Linked DNA regions of Mus musculus: region 2 is linked to region 1. A link is a loop called in an ENCODE intact Hi-C map of the cell type or tissue named here. Cell type or tissue: left cerebral cortex. All regions are shown on one strand.

Evidence for each region. A loop is a pair of places that touch in the nucleus more often than their neighbours do. Peaks named below come from ENCODE experiments on the same cell type or tissue, not always from the same donor. Only the 100,000 strongest peaks of a DNase experiment are listed, where the experiment ranks them.
Region 2: a loop joins it to region 1, with 11 times the contacts of the local background. A loop is called at or near these places in 2 of 42 quality-filtered maps.

The regions. Positions count from the first base shown.
Region 1 is chr9:34,682,701-34,690,700 of GRCm38, reverse strand. All of the region lies in intron 1 of Kirrel3 (kirre like nephrin family adhesion molecule 3), which reads right to left. Among named protein-coding and RNA genes, the nearest start is that of Gm33561, 170 kb to the left of the region's middle. In left cerebral cortex, a CTCF peak has its summit at 1,076; DNase peaks (open chromatin) are centred at 1,130 and 3,718.
Region 2 is chr9:34,533,859-34,541,858 of GRCm38, reverse strand. All of the region lies in intron 1 of Kirrel3 (kirre like nephrin family adhesion molecule 3), which reads right to left. Among named protein-coding and RNA genes, the nearest start is that of Kirrel3, 49 kb to the right of the region's middle. In left cerebral cortex, no CTCF peak of the experiment used is centred here; DNase peaks (open chromatin) are centred at 2,703 and 3,075; H3K27ac peaks cover 1,682 bases.

The sequences.
Region 1 (8,000 bases):
GTGCCTGGAATGTGGCAGAAACTGGAGAAATGCCTCTACCATCCACACTCGTGGTTGCTGCTGTGGTGGTAGCCCTTTTTGCCTTATTTTGGTAGCTGTCTCCAGCTTGCTGCCTTGAGGACCAATACACAAATTTATACAAGTACCAGAGTGATTGACGGAACATGATTAACTGAAAATTCAAGATGGAGCATGTCACTTCTTCAGTTGCTCTCAGCCATGGGCATATTAAGAACTGGACTTCGAGGTAAAGCTGTACAGAGGCCAGTTCCATCTCCTGTAGATCTCAAGTCTTCCATGCTCACTCGTGGTCCAGTCATGCAGTTCTAATGAATGACTCAGCAAGATCTGTCCCTTTATTCCTCTGTCCTCTCGCACAAGGCTACTCTTCATCCTTGAGGTGCCTCTACTTCCTTTCTTGCCATGTATATTTATAAAAACTGTCTCTTGGAAAATCTATGTGGACAGCCTTTTTTTTTTTTAACCTATCTAACCCAAACAATGCAATTCTGTCCTTGAATAACCCTGAAAATCTTAGTGGCTATTTAGAGGACATCTCCCACTGCATTGTGGTTATTGTTTGTATGGGAGTCTTCCCAACCAGACTGTTTAGAAACAGAACTTTGTCTTACTCCTCTTCATCTTTCTACTATATGACACCAAGCTTTGCACATAGTAGGTCTGAATGAAATGACAATGTTTGCACTTCCTCCCTTCTAGTCTTCTTTCCTTCCATCTGTAGGGTTTTGCCCGAAGTGTTACTGTGGGTAACAAAGGCACTAGAGTCTTCATGATCTCTCATATTCAAATGATTTTTCCAAACTTCATGAACTAGTGACACACCATTATATTCTTTTCTTAGGATCAAACAAACTGACTGAACCAAGTCCTCTGCCACCAATTCTACAAGAGATTGGGAGAACAAGGCAGTGCACAGAGAAGAAACCCCTGCTCTGTGTAGAATAAAGATCTGTACTTATGGAACCAGAAAAGGAGTGTGTATGTAGGTGACAGGAGAGGGGACCAAAGCAGAAGCCCAGGGAGAGCCAGGAAGCAAAGGAGCAAATTCACCTGAAAGCCAACAGGGGAGCCTGCTTGCTGGGAAGATGTAAGAAAATGTGGGAGTCACACCAACCAAGCTCGAGTGTGGGTGTGTGCACAGTGACTGTGTCAGGAGAGCATCTTCTGCTGAATAGGGAGAAGGGCGGTAGAGGAATTACTCAACGTAATTAATTACTTTGTGGCTTTAAATAAAAACCAGCTCTTGGAGGGAAAGCCTGACAGGGTTTCTTTTTAACTTAATGTTTGCTGAACCATCCCTTCTATCTCACTTACCTGATGTGGAACATATGCTGGAATCAGAGTGACAGAGGATAAATCACCAGCTTTGCTTGGCTTCTTTGAAAAATGAATTTGGGGGCTGAGAGTCCTCATCAGTATACATCTTCTCAGAGCTGCTTCCTGACAGGCCAGCAGGCTTAGGGAATGTCCTGTGTAAAGGTAGGCAGGGACTCCGAAGAGCCCAGATGCCTACAGCTGGCAACAGATCCATCACCTCGGAGCACTGGGCAAGCCACCTGGGTGAGGCTGAGTGGAAAACCTGGGGCTAAGGCTGAGGTGTAGAGCCAGCTGCAATCTCAAGATTAGGATGCAGTTGTGGTCCTTCCGGGAATACAACTAAGACACCATGGACTTTTAATTGGTGCCAGATATGTGGTAGCTTAGTGATGATGAGGAAGGCGGCTCAGATCAGAAAGCATGAGATTAAGTTTCCCTCAGCTCTGCATCGGCAGTCTGAGCATGCATGAGTCTCTTCATCCACCAAATGGGATGAAACAGCCCCATGCTTCAGTTTGCCGTGAGTTGAAACATCTGCTAACTCTGTCCACTGTTGCTGCCTTACTTCTGAATTCCAACATAATGTGTGGCTGACGGCAGGTGCTAGAGAAGAGCCTGTTTTTCCTTCCTGGTTAGCTAGTGCTGGCTTTTATGAGTTCCTGGACCTCCGGGCAGACACTGAAGGAAGTACTGGGAAGCACTTTAAACTTAGGGAGCATGTGGTCAGGATAAGTGGGTGGTGTAAGTTGGAGAGTTGGGTGACATTTCCTACCGGTAAGATGGAGGCTTAGCTATGTCTAGCTGCCAGACTCTAAGGGGAGCTGTGGGGATGAAGCAACTCTATGGGAGTGCCTTGCCTCCTGACCTTTCAAGTTAATAATACAAGATGTTGAACTGGTCAACGGATCTCTGAGCATCAGATTTCTCGTCCCTACAATGGGGAGTGAACTGGATTGGATACTTTAAACACTCTTTCTCTTAGCTCTCCTTTTCTGATCACAGAAGTCATGTATACTCATTATAGAAAGCTTGGAAACACACACACACACCACAAGTCTAAACAAGATAATTCAAAACACCCATTATCCCACCACCTAGAGAAAACACTGTTAATATTTTCCTAGATTCTGCTTTCTTGGTGCATAGCATATTAGAGAGTGAATTCAGATTGTGCATTCAATTTTGTGTCATGCTTTTCCTTGCCAATGTTAAATTACCATAAGCATTGCTGCTATGTCATTAAAACATTATTTGGGCCTCATTTGTAAGGTTCCTTTTGACATTAACTTTTCAGAAGAATGGGGTATCTTTCTTTGCTATTCAAAGCATTAACTGTCCCAATAGCTTCAGGCACTTTGTGAAGTGCCCTCCATCAGTGGCTCTTGAGTCCCTTTGTCTAGTGTGTCATTCAAGGGCATTAGAGAGTTCCTTCGATCACCAAACTCACCTACCTGGATTTAGTCCCTGGGGGGGGGGCGAGTAATGGGTGACATGTGGACATGTTCACAAGCAAATGGGCATGTTTTAAAAAAATCTGAATATTAGGAACAACCTGACATGGGAAGACGAGGTGCTAACTAGACATAGGTTTTCAAGAGTAGATGACTAAAACTTTCATTGAATGTTTCTTCCCGCTCCCTCTATAGATATTCAAGATTTAAAAATAATAATAAAACAAGACATTTTGTTACAAAGTTAAGATTTAAAAAAAAATAATTTTGGGGAAATTAACGCACTGATTACAGTTCACACGAAGGCTCACTTGGAGACAGGGATATGTTCATGGCATAAGGTTGCCCTCTCTGAGCTCCAAGGGAGAGGACTGATGCTCGATCTGCCCAGAAGTTGGGATCAAGCTATAACAGTGTTCTGACAGCTACATGCCTGTTAAAGGAGTATAAATGATTCCCAAGCCTGGCTTTAAAAGGCAGCCCTGCACCTTCCTTTGGCCCTCTCTCCCTTTTGCTCCCAGTCTGGAGGCTACAGATTTAAAAGGAGAAAGCTGAAAGTGGGGGGAAGCTTGCCCACACCTCCTTGACCGTGAAGGTGAGTGCTGTGCGGACATGCTTTGGTGTCTCATCGTTCTGAGCCTTCGCCTAGCTTACTCCTGTGGATAGAAAGTTGCTGATACCTGAGAACGTTCTTTCCTGAGATTACGGTTAGGTTCTAGAGAAGGGGGAAAGAAGTGCAGGTCTTGGAGCTTCAGTGTGTGGGTGGACATCAGGGTGCTGCTCGGCCACCGTAGAACACTTGTATGAATTAGAAAGGAATAGTGTCTGCCGTGCAGGTGCAGGAGAACTGCCCAACTGAGTGGATGCGTGGCAGATGGTCTGAGTGAGTGGGAAGTTTCAAAGAAGCAAAACGAGGATGCTGGAAGGATCTGTGTGCTAATGGATGGGAGAAGGAGGCATCAGGATGAACTTATGTTTAGCTGAATATAGATGGGCCTATTTAGAGGCAGGCGTGTGAGGGCCAGTATGAATATATGTAATTCCTTGCTCTGTCTCCTGACAAAGCCTGGAAGCAACAGAACTCTTACAGAAACAAGCACTCCCAGACCTCAGATTAAAAAAAAAAAAAAAAAAAAAAAAGAACTAGGGCTCCTTGAGAAAAGACTTCATTCTGTGACTGTGGCAGGACATGCATGCGCAAGGAGATCGTGGGGCCTCTTACAATGTCAGAAACACAAGGCACATGCCTAAAGTGAAGTGCCCTGGTCTGTTTCTGAGGTTTCACAAAGTGAATTACAACAAACTAGGAAGCTTGAAACAACAACGGTTTATCTTCTCACAGTTCTCAATAAAACAGAAGAATAAAATTAAGGTGTCTGCCGCACCATGCTTCCCCTGAGACCTGTGGGGTGCGTGGGGTGATCCTACCCTGGCTCATCCTACCGTTGGGTGCTTTTCCAGCAATGTTTAGCGCTCTGTGGAGCATCCTTGTGGAATGAATCAGCATGATCTCTACCTCTGTCATCATTGTGCTCTTCTCCCTATGTAGGTCCCTCTGCTATAAGGGCTTCGTTTGAACTTCCTACCTTACTCCACTATGACATACTCTAAATGAGTTATATCTGTAGTAGACCTTTTCCCTATAAATTCACATTTTGAGGCATCGAAGTTTCAAATTTCAACACACTGGGTCTGGAGAATACAATTTAACCCATACGATGCCCCATAAAAACCACATAAAGACTTATGATGTGTGTTGCAAACGGACACAGAAGTCATGGGAAGAGCTCTCAATGGCTAAACATGGGGTGGTTAACCCTAAAATACAGTAGTACTGATTGATAATCTCCCTCCTCCAAAATGACATGCACCCAGAACATAGAGTTATTTCCTTGAGCTAAATAAATGAATGGATAAATATATATATTTTTTTTAATGAAAGGACTGGGCCAGAGAGATGGCTCTGTGGGGAAGAGAACTTGTTGCTCTTACAGAAGACTCCAAATTAGGTTTTCATCACCCACATCAGGCTGCTAATGACAGTCTATAACTATAGTTTCAGGGAATCTGAAATCCTCTTCTGGCACTTACTTACCCTCCTCCCCCCAATATACACACATAAAAAAGAACTTTAAAAAAAATGGAAAATACAAACTACCAGTGTACAAATTCCAAATGATTCGTGTAATTGCTCTTCCCTTACAGGAGCAGAACATGAGTTCCTAGTCTGACCACAGTCACATAGTGATGGCGTTCTAAAAAGATGAAGTGTGAAAAGTGGGGAGAACAGACAATTGCACAGTGGGGAGAAATCTGATGAGCACCACCTTGGCTTTGAGCTGAAGGTTACCATCAACAGTTAGGCATCTGGGCAGCACATGCTTGAGGCACTACAAAGACTTTATGTAAAAAGTGGTGAATCGCAATATGGTATGGTGTTGTTATGTTAATAATGATGCACCGATATTGGTTCTTTAATGGTGTCAAATGCACTGTATCCAGGAAGGATGTTAACAATAAGGGAAACCCCCATAGGGTATATGGAAACTTTCTACTATTAGCAAATCTGAAGCTATTGTCAAAGACTAAAATATTTTAAAAATGATACTCTAAGAAGAGGAAGATGAGGAGCAGGAAAAGGAAGAAGTGGAGGAGGGAGAGGAGAAGGGGGAGGAAGGAGAAGAGGTAAAGGAGGAGGAGTGGGAGGAAGAGGCGAAGGGGAGGAGAAGGGGAGGAGGGGGAGAGCTGATTGGGGGGTGGTGGTGGTGGTGGACATAGCCTCAAACTACAATGCCTCAATTGGATACCTTCTAGACAGGGTATCTGTCCCCCTGTGTCTCCTAGTGTCAACCACTTGCACAGGTCAGTGTGGCAGTCAAACCATTTGACTGAGAGCCTTTTCTGCATCCAAATAAATTTCTTCTGGAAATAGAAGCACAAACAGTTGCCTTATGAATGGTAGGTTACCAAGAGAATGCCCGTGTCAGGAGAAAGCTCATCTTTGGTCATGGGCGTCATCTTCAGGAGCAGGGCTTTCAGAACCTGGAGAGGGGAGCTCTGTGTTTCCTAGCAGTTTGTAGGAAAGGCAAGCATCCTAAGGGAAAGCAGTTCTTAGAGGAGAAAGGTCTTCAAGACACATTGTTCTTCAAGTATAAAGCAGGGGGAGTGCTTGTAGCATAGTCTTCTGAATTCTCATGGGGACAGAAGGATAGTGGGCACAGGGGTTGGGGATTATGATGGCCAAAGGGAGGTTGTTTCTCCAAAACCTTTCGATCAGAAATCAGCTTTTCACTATTGTTTATGGTGACAGTGAGCCAGATTCCTCTCTGTTTGACAACCTCTCCACACAGCAGAATACACACTTTGAGTTATGTATGGGATTAACATTTCTTTTTTCACTCTAACAAAGTAATGCTATACTGTGTGTATTTTTCTGAGGCTTCCGACATGGGTAGCATAGAAGAAATTTCATTTGTCCCTGACTTGTCAATCAAGTGTTCATGTTCCTTATGATAGGCTAGACTGTGCATAGAAAAGCTACTGTTAGGACATATCAATAGCCCCAAAACATGCACCCATTGAACTCAATACTTCTGCCTTTGTTGGTCTGCTCTAAAAAGATATTTCTAGCTGTAAAACAAACGTACACACAAAAGCATCGTATAAGCATAACTACAGGAACAGCCAAAATACTCAACAGTTGAGAAATGCTTAGATAAATTATGGTTCAGAGGCTTGATAGAATATTATAGAATCATTAAAATGATCATTTAGGAGAATTATGTAATATGGAAATTGCATATGATAACTATACTATGTGAAAAAAAAGATAAAAATGTAAGTAGAGATAATTACTACCCTGTTAAAATATGCATAAGATAAAGACTCATAGGAGATTCCTCCAAATGCTAACAGTGTTTGTGTTAGACTGGTGAGACTGGGTGGATTCTCTTTTCTTTTCTCTGGTTTCCAAATTTGCTCTGATGTGGTAATATCACATTATAATGGAAAAATTATTTTTAAACTGTGTCAAGTCCTGTCCCCCAAAGCGTATGAATAGTAGAACAGAGTTCTATTATGTTTGTAGAAAAACATAATAATGGTCATCAATAATAAAACAACCTTAATAAAAATTAATAACATTAAAGGAAACACAACCAGAGAAAGAGGGCTACAGAGAGTTTAATGCAGACATCACTTTCTCCAGCGTCGAGTTTGGGTCTTTTTCTTATGAAAGTGACTGAAGCTTTGTCTCATTAAGAAAACGGGTCAACTCAGGCTTGCATGTAGTTCACAGAGTTCAGCCAAGTAGCACAGGCCCCACTTAGCTCTCTGCCAATGTCCCACCCTAGGTGTCCTTGGGCAGCACGCTGGAGCACTGGTGAGGCTGCTCTGATCCTGCTCAGAGGCACGGAGGCAGCCCTGGCTTGAGTCACTCATAGTACTGGAGCTGCTGAACAGGTGGCTAGTTGTGATGGAAATAAAACAGAGCTGGGCTTTTCTAACAAGCCTGGTGGGAGGTAGGAGGGCGAAGGGATGGGCAATGGCTGTCTCCACATACCCTCATTTAAGCTAGAGGGAAATCGTTACAGGTAATGGAAGATGCTGGGTGTGGGCTTTTTCCTCTATTAATGTAAGGAAAGGGAGCAGCTGTGTTATCAGGAGGAGTGTGAGCTGAATGCAATTCCTCCTGAGCCAGGGAGGCTGCTCTTAGGAGAGAACAGCGGAGGAGTGGATGGGACAAGAATGAGGCAGCGGAGCCAGTCAGCCTCCAGTTGGGTAGGCATTATCAGCTCCCGCCATCTCAGTTCCTGAGTGACTCTTTGTATTGGAGTTTGGAACCACAAACAAATAGCTTGCTTTACCTGGAGGAGTACACAATGAGTATTATGAGAGGCAGTAACATGGCAGTATTTGTTATCCACATAACTGAAAGCTTTGCCAGATGCTGAAGACAGTAGAATACACTCCACCCCCAAATTAGCACAAACACACCCGGAACACAGAAGATCTTTCCTAATATTGTCTTTCCTGCCAAAGGGAAGGAAGTGAGATCTAACATGTTAGGCAAACTCTTGGCACCCCCCACCCCCATTTTGTCTTGTTTTGTTTTTCCTAGAGCAAAAAGATGACTGGCTATGTTTTCCTTGGAAAGATTAACTGTGAACGAACGTAACTGATGGTTCAGCTCCTCAGTTCGCTGGGAGGGAT
Region 2 (8,000 bases), 150 kb after region 1:
ACTCTGCCAAATAACTGTGAATTGGTTAAACTCAAGGACTCTTGAGAGGAACAAACTGTGAACTAGTAGGGGCTAGGAGATTGCTCACGGAGTAAAGTGCTTGCAGTTTAAGCACATGGATCTCTAGCACCCATGTAAAAAGGCCGGCATGGCAGCACACATCTGTAGTGCTGGTCCTGGGACTGGGCTGGAGATAGACAGCAGATCTCTAGAGATCTCTGGCCAGCAGGTCTAGCCAATCAGTAGAGCTTTCTCAAAAGATAAAATAGAGAATGTTTGAGGAGGATACTGAATGAACACCTGATTTTCACAAGCACAAGAGCACACACAAACACATGTCCTACATGAATACATACGTACCTCAAACACACACAATAATGACAACAAAACCAGCAGACTCCTTTATGCCTAATACCACTTACTATAGACTCTGGAATGGAAGTAGAGTCAGAGAATTCCAGACCAATTCTCAATATAGCTGGAAATGTGAATGTCTTGACAAATTCTGAAACTCTCCAGCTCCTTCTGATCTAAAAATCACATCTGCTTTGTCAGAGTAGTCTTAAAGGAGAAGCCTGGATTGTAATGAGCTGAGTTATATGTGTACATACAACTGGCACACACACAGCTTCCAGTCTGAGAGTCCTGGATCTGACTCTGACACTTCATGTGGGAGACACTGTGGCCATCAGTGGAGGGTGGGTCTCAGCAGCTGTTACAGGCTGAGAAGAGTTACACTGTTTTTATGCACCCAGGAAACCTGGAATGCTGATGTTTCAGAGCACAGTACCACTCAACCTAGGAATCCTACCCTGGTCACTCGTCAGGCCAGTCTGACCTCTGCACATTTTTTTTCAGTCTCCATGGGGAAACTCCAAGAAGTTGTATGTCTATTTATGTAGTAAGTGCTGAGGCGTGAGGCTAGCACAGACAGTGAACCAGCCCTCATATATCATTGGTCCAAAGCTCTGAGATGCTATTTGATCAAACATGGTCCAGGGTCCCTTGAGAGTCAGCCCAGATATCCCAAGTGTTGCTTGGTTGTCCCCAAACTCCAACACAGCTCATTATTTCATAAGAGGTGTTAAGTATGAATTGTTCATTAAAACACATATTATTGGATGCTTAACTACCGTGTAATTGATTTTCTATCCACTTCCTAGTGGTTAAACCTCAATAAATGCTTTTTGTAATCAACTTAAAGTACAATACCTACCACGCTTGATATCTTTTTCCTATGATTTAATAAGAAACCAATTCTATATTATTGAAATTGGGCTTGATAGTAAAAAAAAATGGTCAAGTTTCAAGATCAGAACAAAGTAAAAGCTCTCTTGCTGTATGAACCCATCCTCCTTTATGGAGGGAGATTAGTGCAACTGAGAAGAGTTCTCAGTCCTGTCCCAGGCACAGAGAGGGTCCAGGAAAGTTGAGCACTAGTCCGAAAGTTAGAAAAAAAGTAGAATGCTGTAGCGATCCTGGCTCACCATACAGCACTCTAAATAATGGGCTATCCCTACTCTAGGACTGAGAGAAGAAGATAGCTCTGAAGGACTTAGGTTTCCCAAGACATGGGAAACAACTACGCAGGAAAATGCATTTGCTAGAAAGACACTTATGACAAACCAGCGAGATTCAGTTTCCTCCCTCCAGGCTTTCTTTGTGCTTCTCCCCAAAGTCCCCAAAACTCCCACCTGCTCTGAAAGGTGACTGGCCTGGGCCAACATGTTAGTTTAACAGCACCGAGGGAGAAAAAAAGAAAAAAAGAATTCAGGAGCCTTCCTGGAAGAGGTGTCAGAAGGGAGGCACCTCCAGCTGCTTATCAAAATCTCGAAGTGCTCACTCCTGAGTGCACCTAGCACACATGTACATGCTCCACCAAGCAGCCAGGACTGAGTCAAGGATCAATGAAAATAATACATGGAAGATTTTCAGGAATGTGCCTGGCACACAGCAAGGGCTAAAATTGTTAGCTATTCTTTGCTCTCTATATTGATATTTAGCATTCACAAACAGGTTTCCAAACAGGATCCTCTACTAGTGCACACACAGAGAAATGAATACCCTAAATTTATCCATCCATACTCATTCATTCATTTATTCCTTTAAACAAGTTCCTAGAGATGGATCAGTTGGCCCCATAGTTATTTTTGGTTAGCTCTAGATACATAGTTCAGTGTTTCCACCAGCATGATGAGTTATCTGGGCACCATGAATTATAATTCTTTGTGGGGTGGTGAGTTTTCTGAAGAGGAAGCTAGAAAGAATCAGCAGAATGACCCTTTACTGGAACTGCTGTCAAGGGGATAATGTTCCTTGTAGCTCTTAAATGTTGATATTCTGATTCTTCTGGAACACTGAAATGGTGATGTGCTTCTCATGGAGTGACAGATAAGTGCAAGTCAGGCTGGGAGCACCCCATGGTGCTTAGGTTCTCCCTGGGCTCCAGCTAGCAGATATCAAAGGCTGAGCATCTCTCCATTCAACCTCTGACAAAAGAGAGAGATTGCTGTACCAGAGTGCTGTTGTCAGGCAAATAGGGATCCTCTTCTCAAAGGGCATTTTCTTCTGCATGGTGAGTGGGACGCCTGCTATATCTAGGACACATTCCAAAAATAAAATTCGGTGGCCACCAAGTGACTCAACGTAGCACCCTTCATTCTCCAAGAGAGGAAGGTTGCTAAGAATGGCAGGAACCACCCACAGATGGTCTGGGTACCAGTTGCATCAACAGATGCATACACAACACAGCCCTTTCCTTTAGAGCAACCAGCCAAGCTCACATCGAGTTCTCCACTGTGTACATTCAAAGCAAAATAAAGAATCCAAGAAAATCTGCATGCCAGTGTGTTTGGAGTCCAAGATAGATCAGGCAACGGGCCCAAGAGAAATGTAAGGCATCTGGCCACAACTCTCAACCTGAGCATTGAATTATGTCTCAGCTTTAAAACATCAAAGGGTGTCTGATGTCCATAAGGACCACACTGCTCTGATCTCCATTGTTTACATTGTTTGGTGGCCAAGGCCTTTTGGAATCTGAGTTTAGTCACCCAATTTCATGACTCATAAATGGTCCAGCTCAGGCAAGCCTTGCTTCCCCACTATGATCTTCTCACCACTCATTCTTGTTTCTGCTTTCAGGCCCTTACTCACTCACGCTTGGCATATTTTAAGACATTTTCATGTTCCTCCTACACATAGAAGATACAGCCTTCTGTGAGGCACAGCTGGGGACACTTTGGCCAACCAGTCTTGCTCCGTGCCACTATGCCACACACTCTCTCTCTCTCTGTCTTCCCCCCTCAGTCCCTCTTTCTTCCCTTTCTTCCCTCCCTCCTCCCCTCCCTTCTCTCTTATTCCCTCCATTCTTTCCTCCCCCCTCCCTTTTTCTTCTTCCTTAACATCTTACCTCACAGAAGGTTGGTTGGTTGGGGAACTACATCTCTTTCTCTCCCTCTCTCTTCCCCATCTCAACTCACAGAATGAAGATTGGATGGGAAACCATGAGTCTTGTCTGCATTCTTATCTTAGAAATTCTAGCATGCTAGTATGTTCTATCAAATCTCATTTGTATTCAAAACTCAGACTTCTTTACCTAAAAGGTGACAAAAGAGAATGAAAGTCAGGCCTCCCTAGGAACAAAGATACACCGTCCAAAGGAGGGAAAATTGCCAATATTAGACCTGCTAGAGAAAAGATTCATGGTCCAGGAGGCCGGAGACTTTTCTCAAGTAGAGGAAAATTCAAAGATGCATACTTAGTTCAGAAATAAAGTTTCTTCGTGTTGGTAACACTGAGAAATATTCACAAATTTTGAATCAAATTAAATTGGTAAAGTTCTCTTAGTCCTGTATTAGTCAGTTTTCTAGCATTGTAACAAAATATCCATAATAAGCAACTCATGAAGAGGAAAGGTTTATATTGGTTCATGCTTTAGAAGTTCCATTCTCTGGTTGGGTGGATGCATTGCCTTTAAGCCTCTGAGGAGGGTGCTGGGTAGTATAGCAGGGACGAATGGCAGAGCAAAACTGCCTACCACATCCTCCAGAAATACAAACAGTGACTGGGGAAGGAGCTCTGAGGTACATAACCCCTGTCAAAGGTCTGCTTCCAATGACCCTTTCCTAAGACCTCCTGTTCAAAGATTCTATCACATGCCAATAGAACTACCTTGGAGACTGACCCTTTAACACGTGGCTATTTGAGGGACATTCAAGATCCAAATGTTAGCATCTCTCTGGGAGCAGCTAGCTGACTACCTACCACAGATATGAAACGCCATGGCAAGGATCATCATGGAGGAGAGGAATCATGCATACCCTTTGCTTTCAGTCAAAACAAAAGAGAGTGGATACTGAAAACAAAGATGGGCATATAGAGGGATGTGCTGGGTGTTCAGTCATGGATTTTCATATTTCTGAATTCCCTCTAATGAGAACATAAGCTGCAGAGGGGCCGAAAGCATGCTTTACATTTTCCAGTTTATTGCCTGTAGCATCTGGCTCACTGAAGGACACACAGTAGCCACAACACGATGTCTTACTGAGTGGTGTGATTGACGAGCCTCTCAGAAGCTGTGGAGCCAGATGCTGCTGGAAGTTGGAAGTAGGTCTCTTCAGGAATGAGACAAGACAGTAGTAGAACAGGAGTTGCCAGGTGAGAACACTAGGGTGAGGCCCCAGTGTGAAACTTGTGCTTGTATCCCCCTCCTTACAGAATGGCTAACTGCCTTCTAGGGTCAGGCATTCTGTCTGAAACAGCTGCCCAGTCATCAGCAGATGGGACCCTGCTCAGTGCAACCAGTAGAAGAAGCAAACTTCCTGGTCATACATCTTCTGGTTCAGCCTCTCCTGCACTGAGCCATGGGGACTGGATGAAGTTCCCTGGAAATTCTTACCATGCTACTGCAGTCTTGAAGAATGAGCTTACCCAGAAGAAAGAAGCTGTTGACCAAAGAAAGGGAAGAAAGGGTAGAAATTATGCTTCAAACTAGGCCAACCACGAACAGAAAGTAGCTACAGCAAATCCATGCTTACGTATCTTATATATCCTGGCAGAGGCTCAGGGGGAGTAAAAGAAATATAGGGATTTAAAATAAATTGAGGGGTTTGTTTATGACTTATTTCCCCCTCTCTGTGTTTATAAGGGTGCATATATTTCTGTGTGTGCAACTCTGCATGCTGTGGACACCCAAGGTTAACACTGGCTGTCTTTCTCTGTCAGTTTCCACCTTATATATTGAGAGAGACTCTTACTGGACCTCGAGCTTACTGTTTCGGCTAGACTCCCTGGCTATCGAGCGCCAGGGATCTCCCTTTTACTGCCTCCCCAGAACTGGGGCCAGAGAAATACACTGCCACCCCATTACCCCAAGCTTTAATGTAAGTGCTGAGAATCGAACTTAAGCCCTCAGGCTGGAGCATAAAGCATTTTACTGACTGAGTTGTTTCCTCCACCCTGTGTTTATGACTGAAATATGATGGCAATAAAGTCTAGGAAAGAAGACGAAAGATGCAAGTGTAAACTGGTCACAATGAAACTATTAATGGACAATTACAAGCGTAGGTCAGATATAATTCACACACACACACACACACACACACACACAGAGAGAGAGAGAGAGAGAGAGAGAGAATGGACAGAGTGCACAACTACAATGGTGAGATAAAAGGGGCTGATTGGTGCCAGCAAATAATCAAATTGACCTCCAGTTCTTCACAAAAGAACAATTCTTACACATTCAAACCACAGAGTAGTAAACAAGTGTGTGTGTGTGTGTGTGTGTGTGTGTGTGTGATAGTCCTGCCTCTTCAAGGTCTCTCAAATGGCTTTTCTGATATACTGTTTTTATATAAATTCTGCAGTGACTTTCCCCTGGTGTTATTAGATGTTTGGGTTCCTCCGCCTGCCACAGGCTTATTTATGCTATCCTGATTTAGATCTCTTCCCTTCCCTCTCCTTTGCTGGAGCTGTTTTCACTGCATATTCTGCTGAGCTGCACAGCAACAAGACACATGCCCACCCCATTGAGGGATTGTGTGCATGAGTGTGCACACAGGGCTGCGGATATGGATATTTCATATCCATTTCGTTCCATGGGCTTCCAAATGAGGGTGCTGTGGGGTGTCGTGGACATCAGTGTAAGCATGAAAGGCCATGGAGTGAGTAATGGCCCATGGTCACCAATGGAGAGAAATTCAATGCAGTTCCCATTTGGCCTCAAAAATGAATAAATAAGTAAAGCCTGGTTTGGAGTTGACATTTTTATTTTATAGTCACATTAGAGTTGAGTTCAGACTGATTTCGTGCTATTATTGTTGATTATTTATCACTTCAGTGGAGAATTTATTGATTTACTTAATATTCATTGCTGATAACATGAGAGATCTGTAAATTACAAATTGTCTGGGGGCTCTGAGATGTTTAATTACGCTCTGCCTTTGTAGATGGCTGCCTCCCACCCCATGTCCTCCTCCAGCTTATATATGGGCTGGGAATGACATAGGGTGGACAGCCCTGCTTGTCCACGATCCAGTTTGCGAGCCTTAAACACAGCATGGCTTGATTGACAGTGTTGTCTTCCAGCCCAGGCAGAGCCTTAAAGGTCCTCTAGTAGAACCTGGCAGGTAGTTTGCCTTAACATTCATCATATATTGAGGGTCGACCACGGCACGCTTCACTGCTGTAGATGTTCTGGCATCTGCAGGACTACCTATGTTCTGTCCACTGTTGTCATCAAAGGCATACCTTCCTCTCCCAGAGTGCTCACTTACTATAACAGAGGGAGCAGCTCTTAGGCCACCAAAGCGAAACCAAGAACTAACAAAAATGGTTTCTGTAGAGTAAAACTCTGCCTCCTTCTTCCTTGTGCCACTGGTACACCTAAGTACTGACTGATAGTTTAACACAGCTGAGGCTGAGAGCTTGGCGAAATTACTGGGGTCTGGGCCTCTCCTGTATTGGCTCTGCTTGAGGACATGTATGACTGAAGGGGACACGTATCTGAAGGGGACTTCTATGGCTTTGGCACAGGATCTTCCTTTTGCAGTTGACTTAAGGCACAAATCAGGGGAAGGGGCCAGCAGGGCGATGTGGTAATGGAGGAGATAGAAGAGTGAAAAGCAAGTTGCTTTAACCCCTAAAGAAAGCATTGCTCTAGCAAATAGCAATGGCTTTGAAAGCAATTGACAGAAAGCTGGCTTAATCCTTGTTCTGGAGATACTTACAGCTGCCTGCAGTTTTTAATTAATACACTGGGCTCCCGAACAAAGAGAAGGAGGCTGGAGAGCATTAACAGATTGACTTTGCAGAATCAGAGAACGCTATGGAGGAAGTGCCCTGGATGCCTACAGAATCAGTGTCTACACTGGACCTCCCTCTTCAGTACAGGGAAGTCCTCAGAGAGACTCATCTGGTCCTTAGCGAGAAGGCAAGTCACCCCATAGTTTGGGTAGGATAATATCGGGGCACAATAGCATTTCTGACACATTTAAGTTCACCTCACTTTCAATCATTTCTTCTTTACACCATTCATTCCCTAGTCTGTACATCAGCAGCTCTTAGGAACCTACAGCAGATTGGCTCTAGGACTCCCACAATGCTTACATCTCATATGACATGTGAGTGTTCATTTAGAGCTTACAAACACGCTCATGCACACTTAGAATCATGATTAAGGTTACTGATAATACCTAAGACAATCTAAATCCTAGTGAAATCACTACATTATACTGTTTATAGGATAATGACCAAGAGGAAAACATCCATACATATCCATGACAGATAGAATTGTTTCCTTGGAAACATTTTCTGGTCATGATTGGATGATTAGAGCCATGGCTGGACGTAGAACACAAAGATAAGGAGGGCTGAGTGTATTGAGTGACTGTTCTGCCCAGTGACTAAAGTAAGGAACTTGATTTAACCTATAACCCTGAGTTAGGTACTTTAACAAGGGGTAAAGACAAAGGTGATATGTACTCCCAGGATGCTTTGCTCTC